Linked DNA regions of Homo sapiens: region 1 is linked to region 2. Evidence: chromatin contacts called from ENCODE Hi-C data. All regions are on one chromosome and are shown on one strand. The core of a region is the stretch at or near the end of the contact, and the rest is flanking DNA. Distances in the headings are between cores, read along the strand shown. Region 1 overlaps NRP2 (neuropilin 2). Region 2 has its middle 170 kb from the start of ICOS.

Region 1 (3,424 bases), core at 622-3,121, 1.7 Mb after region 2:
AGTTTTCAAATACCTGGATTGGGCATTTGAAAGATTTATGAGACAGGAACCTCGAAAATAGTGAGGGAAGTTTCAACCCCCCTTTCAATAGTCTCTGATTATGGCCCTTTTAATCAATACATTCTAGTTACTGGACAACAATATCCACCCCCTTGTTATATTTTCTTATCCCCTTAAATATGCGTTTGATTTGAACAAACTCATTTTGAATTAAGATTTCAAGAGCTGTAGCCATGTGGTCAACAGATGTGTACCAGGTGCAATAACACACACACACACACACATACACACACACGCTTTAAGCTGCAGCTAACAGAAACTTGGAAATCCTTGCACCGTTTGGACTAGGAGACTCAGTTAACCATGGCTCTTATTCTTCCGGCTTCTAGATTGTGTTCGAGGGAGTGATAGGGAAAGGACGTTCCGGAGAGATTGCCATTGATGACATTCGGATAAGCACTGATGTCCCACTGGAGAACTGCATGGGTATGTGAATATCTGTCTCTTCATGGTTCTTTCAAATAAGACCCCAAGGGCTGGGATAAGCAAGAGGAGGCAGGACACCATTTTCCAATGCAGTCGTTACCCAGTGGGTGGGGCAGCCACAGTCTCTGCAAGGTAAGGTGTGGGTGTAGTTGTGTCTTAGGCTGGGTTCAGGGTGGGAAGGGGTGTGAGGTAAGGGGACGGCTTATATCCCTGTTCCCAATCAGAAATAGACATGCACTAAGTACATAGAGGTTCAGGGTGCCAAGACCCCCTCAGCAAACCCCAGCTTTTAGCAAAGAAAATGCTAGAGGACGAGAGCAACTGCCAGTCAAAATTATATGCTGGAAAGGTTTGATGGATTTAATGGAAGCCTTCACTGGTGAGCAAAAATAGTACATATGTTATGTAAGAGTGATAACACAATTACCTGAGTAGTTATTTTACATGAATGAATTGCAGAGCAAACTGTGGCATTTGAAGTAAGATTTCAGATTTTTCTTTAAAACGAATACCTCTAATGCCCAAGATCCCAAAGTTGTTGTAGGATTAAACATTGCAGGCCAGGTGACTGGCACGAGAAGGATATCATAACCATCATCTTGGTCAAAAGCACCTGAACAGCCAGTCCACCTGAGAGGCACGCATTTTCTTCAGGGTCTCCTGCTGCAGATGAGGTCACCCTGGCTGTGTCCCATCAGAGCCATGGACATTTCCCAAACCAAGAAAGGAACCCTGAGAAGGCATGAGGGTTGCTTTCAGTCAGCAGAGTGGCTGCAGTAACTCACCAACTGCCTTTCTTGGCACACGACCCCTGGTGTGTGTGTGCTTGATGATGTCAGAAGCACCTGGGACCACCCCAGTCCCTCCGGGCAACTCTCAGGCCCCAGGCATCTAAAAGTAATCCAGGCTCTGAGAAAGTAATCAGCAGTAAGTAACTGATTACAATACTTTAGGGACCCATTTCTTGATGAAGGACTTTTTGTTCCAAAGCAACTTTGAGAATCCCCCCTCCTCCGCCATCACCACCCCATGATGATGATGTGTTAGAGCCAGCCTAGAACATGTGGAAGATGGGGGGCCCTCTCCATGGAGTGGTACAAAAAAACCGAGTGCAGTCATGTTTATCATCATATTCATCCAATTATTCACTCTATGTTCACCCAATTGTTTCTTGCCTTTAACTAAGTCCAATTTTTTGTTTGTTTTTTTCAGAACCCATCTCGGCTTTTGCAGGTGAGAATTTTAAAGGTAAAAAAAAATTTTTTTTTTGCATGCTTTTTCCTTCCCCCATGTGATGTGAATTTGATGGGGGGAATCAACCTCCAAATTTGTCAAATCTCGCAAGAGAAAAGAGACGCCACACCTTCCTGCCGCTAGATGGCACTAGCAACACCTGTAGATGCGGGAAGGGGATTGAGAGCCTCACTGTCTCTTGTTTAATTAAAGTTTAGAAACCTATTAATAGAGACAAATAGGTTACAGATAAACCTTTCAGCCTTGCATTGTCCAACGGGGAGCAATGAGGCTGAAAATGCAGGGGTGGTGAGAAAGGAGAGACTGTGGGAAGACTGAACCAAAAAAAAAAAAAAATCAGTATAAATTAAAAGTGAAATGAGGTGGCAATGATTTATTTTAGCCTGAAGATGGTTTCTTTCCAGTTCCAGGGTACCAAGGCAGCGGTTTCAGTTAACCACAGAGCCGAGGGGCTTCTGTGTACAGCCTGCAGTCAGTACCTGCAGTCACCATACCTCAGTGAGGTACGGTGGCAGGCTGCTTGTAAGAGAAGGAAGTTAGGAAAGAGACACAGAAGTGGTGGCCTCAGGAGAAAGAGTTGCCACATTTAGGACCCGGTGTCCAGTCAAGGGAATAAGGAGGTGCATTCGATGACTGGAGCTAGAGCACTTTAAATGCAGGACTGAAAATCAGAAAGGACGTGTTCTCCCCCGAGAAAGCAGAGAGAGCAGAGCAAAGTGAGAAGAATTGGGGATGCTTGCCTCATCCAGGTTATAAAAAAAAAAAAAGGCCTCCAGCCTTGGGTGATGGCAATGTTGTTTGTGCTGTTACAATGCAGCAGATTTTACATTTTGCCCTCTTTGCAAACCTATTAGCGGACACTGCTGAAGTTCCCACACCGGTTTCTAATGCCAAACATTTAGGAGCCACTCTAAATGCGTCACTGCAGTTGGCCTGAGTGTAAAAGCACACACAAAAACACCCTCACCAAATGATGGGGGTTCTTCATGACCTGTTTGATGCCAGCAATTGTGAGGATTGCTGTGCCCTCTTTGTACTGGCTGGGCTTACCCCTACAAGTGGCAGCATTGCAGAGATAAGGGCAGCCATTTTTATATCTGCCGTCTAGACTCGTTATCTTCACTCTCATTAATCTGTCCAGCTCTGGGCTAGAAAGAGATGAATTCCTGGTTTGCCACCTAGATATGCTCCCTGACTCCAAATCATCTCACCCAATTTGCCACTCATCAGCTCTAAGACAGCCAGTGAGGAACAAAGCTGCAGACGACAGGGGAATGACAGACCGACATAGAATATATTGCCTTTCTTACCCTTCCTCGTGTCCCTGAACCCCATGCCCACTCCCTGTACCACAGTTCTAAAAGTATTAAGAGTATTCATGTGCATACACTGGTGCTCTCTGGGGGTGAGGTTTATGTTAATGTAAATCCAAAGTATTGGAGGAAAGCTGAGAGCCAAACTGAACGACTTTGGATTACAGTCGAATTCGAGTTCTAACCTTCAGGACCCAAGGTAATGCTTATGTTGGTGAAGTGAAAGCTGTGGATGTTGTTTCGCCTGACTCTCTTTGGGTTGTGGAGACTCACAGCTCCCAGAAAGGCTGGGTAAAGACGTGCCAGCAGCTGCTGCAGACACTGTTCTGTGTGCACACCGTGTCGGGCCATGACTGACAAGTACAGTGGCT
Region 2 (3,126 bases), core at 315-2,814:
TACACCAAAAATATGTACAATTATTATTTATCAATTAAAAATATTTTTTAAGAAGGCAATGAGGTCTTCTTATTTTTCCTTGTAGCCTCAGTATTGACTATGACCACTGAGAAAGCCAAAATCCCCACTCATTCACGGAATGTGGGGGTGGGACCAACCCCCCGAGAATTTCCCTAATCTTCCTCCAGGTGTCAGCACAGGCCCACTCATCTTCCCTCCCACCCCACCCCCTCCTGTCCATTCATAAAGTGGAGGGTGATTTGTGGTCTGCCTCACTGTGATTGTAGAGGAAAACAGCCATCTTTGCTTGTCTCTGCACTAGATTTGTTTTTCTAATTTCTTTTTACTTGAAGGTTTACCAGCTGCTTTATTACCAGAGCGAGGCTTCCTTGCAGTCTCTTTTCTTTTTCCTCTCCCCCTCTGTTCCCCTCCTTTTTGTTCCTAGAGACAATCAGTGTCTCTGGTCCCAGCTGCCACTGCTGATTTTTCATTACAGTTTAATTTAAAACTGGGATTGGAATGGAAATGTCTTTTTGCCATTTGGGGTTTGTGAGGCCTGTGGTTTTATTGCCAAAGGCACAAATGTTAGTTACTACTGTTTTTCCAGAGTTTGCTGGGGAGGGTGAAGGGGTATAGGAGAGTAGGAGGGAAGAAAGACAGACTGACCTAGTGGAAGTGGGAGGGAAACTGGAGGGGGAAATCCCTCTTTCGGAAGGCAACTTTATTCTGCGAATTGTTTTGTTTGATGTTTTGAAGAATACGAGTTGGGTCACGAGGAGGGAGAAATGGCGTAGGATCTCCCCAAATGTGTATTTATGTAGGCTAAATATTTGTCAGCCCTGGAAATGAGATGGCTGAGGGAGGGACGATCACACAGACACAATTTGGAACTAGCACCAATGTAGAGAAAATGGTTTTCTTTTTAAGTAATAGTAACGTCTGTGGCTGATTCACTTGACCACAGCCGTAAATGGGAATACCCAAGGAAGGACTAAACGGTATCTAACCTCAGAGGAAACAAGCTCTACATGTTTCTATGCTCTCACCTAAAAGGAGACATCAGGCATCTATCTGCACTAGCTTCTGTGTTCTCTCTCCTTTTATATTTCTTGGACTCAAGTCCTAGGATTTATTTACAAGCCTCCCTCCAGTCGTATCCCAGTCCAGCTACACAATTAATGTTTCCTATAATCTCTTAGAAGGTTCTTAGTGAATGATTGTTTTGATCAGATTAAAACTAAACAGTCTGCTAAAATTGATGATGTTTTTACCTATCTAAGTGTAAAATTAAGAAGGAAGGACATTCTTATTTGAAAGTAATCATGCAGCAGGCGGTGGAGAGAAGCTGAGGCATTTGCACACCTTGATTTCAATATTTAGCACTGACATTGGAGGCAGTTGTTTCCTGGTTGGGGAGGAATCTACAGAAACCGGAATGTCTTATCTGTCTTGCTAAAAACAATTACTGTCTCTCCTCCCAGCAAGAATCCCGCTCCTCCTGGATACACCAGTTTTGGATGTCAAACCGAATGCTCCATTATCTCTACAGATCGCGCTGACTCTTCACACTGTGGAACATTTCAACCTCCTCTCCAACTGGCCTCAGGCGGCTGTCGGACTGGTGAACTTGTCTGGGGTAAACACATCTCCCTGTCACAGAGCAGCCCAAAGACTCAGCGTGCTTTGCGGGTGCTTAAGGCCTTGTGCTGCCAGTCTGCACATTTTGTGTGCTCTTGGTTAATCGGGACATTTTATCCAAAAGCACATTTCGGCCAGGCTTCCTCTCCTGCAGACTCACCCCCATCCACTCCTTCCCCACCTGTCTAGGGTGTTCTGTTTCCCTGCTGCAGGGCGGAGGGCAGCGGTCCAGGAGCCCCACAATCATCCCCAGTTTCCAAAACTGTTGTGGTTGCCTTTGCAGTTCACACGGACATTCTAGTGGTTGGAATTTGCTCACAGAAGACATTCTACTAATAACAGGGGAGATAGTTCTCATTTGTCTAGTTCAGAGTTCATAGCACACAAAGGGGGAAAGAAAATAATAATAATGGAAACCGTTTTAACCCCACCAGCTGCCCCGCCTCCATCACAACAACAGAAACAAGAACAACAACGACAACTCCCTCACCCTGTGCCCTGTGTGGTTAACTCCAACACAACCACAGCCCCCGTGCCGGAAGCTGTGTGTGGCTGAACGTCCCGATGTGATACTGAAATATGTGTAGAGGAAATGCCTCTTCTGACCCCTCAGTGAAGCTTGAAACTTGAAGGAGCTGATTGACATTTGAAGAAAGCAGCTATTTTTGTGTGTGTGCAATTTTCCCGGATGAAGAAAATTGTCCAGCTCTCCCTCTCCGTTGCTCAGCCCTCCCCCAGAGGCTACATCTCATACCAAGCAGTGGGCTCTAAGGGCAGGTCTGCTTGTGCTGTGAGGACACAGGTGACGTCTTTAAGGACCTTCTTTCCTGCTCCAGTATACCACATGTTGTGGTCAGCTCCCTGTAAGGCAGATATTGCAGCCACCTTTTCTTTCCAGGTTTACCAAAATAAATGCAGGGGGAACTATGGATGGAGCATTTTTTGCCCTGTTTGACAGGAAAGTGGCTGTTTGATCTTCCTTTGTGCTATAGGAATCTTCAGAAATCTCTTGGAAAATCTCATAAACCTATGTTAGTGGCCACATATGGGATCCATTAACTCCTCATTTCTGCTTGTTCTTAGCAAATTTTTGTCTGGTGACAACATAAAAACTTTGGATTGTTTTTGTTTTGCTTCACACCAGAGAGAACTCTGTTGACTGGCTTTAGTTTTGAGAAAATATTCAGCAAAAAGCAGACCGGGTTTGGAGTGAAATAACTAATTCTAAGTAAAGCTTGGTGGAACATTTGGTTCATGAGGAAGTAGGGGGACATTTTTCTTCTTTGGGTTTCAGGGGGATTCCAGAGTTGCCAGTGTTCTGGGAAGACGTCTCCTTTTCTGATGAAATTGAATAAGAAATCCGGGCTTTCTTCCTATCTCCAACTATGTGTATGGTGTGATTTTGGAATAGTGGAGTGGTCTCTCTTAGTTTCTCAATGTTTGTTTTCTAAATAGAGGACAAAGCAGCAACATACTCTTTTGCAAGAC

Evidence for each region. A loop is a pair of places that touch in the nucleus more often than their neighbours do. Pooled maps may share reads with other maps.
Region 1: a map of CD4-positive, alpha-beta memory T cell shows a loop between it and region 2 (16-fold over the local background). The contact joins two enhancer-like sites. A Hi-C loop is called at or near these places in 2 of 168 maps with a recorded cell type or tissue (CD4-positive, alpha-beta memory T cell and endothelial cell of umbilical vein), 1 of 37 single-sample maps with no recorded cell type and 8 of 50 pooled maps.

The regions. Positions count from the first base shown.
Region 1 is chr2:205,765,085-205,768,508 of GRCh38, forward strand. NRP2 (neuropilin 2) reads left to right here. Exons shown (of 17, transcript NM_003872.3): 14 at 390-486; 15 at 1,699-1,719. Among named protein-coding and RNA genes, the nearest start is that of NRP2, 84 kb to the left of the region's middle. Within about 2 kb of position 1,872, at least 2 of the 41 ENCODE cell types and tissues checked have a DNase peak (open chromatin) inside an H3K27ac peak, as active enhancers do.
Region 2 is chr2:204,108,258-204,111,383 of GRCh38, forward strand. No RefSeq gene overlaps it. Among named protein-coding and RNA genes, the nearest start is that of ICOS, 170 kb to the left of the region's middle. Within about 2 kb of position 1,565, at least 13 of the 41 ENCODE cell types and tissues checked have a DNase peak (open chromatin) inside an H3K27ac peak, as active enhancers do.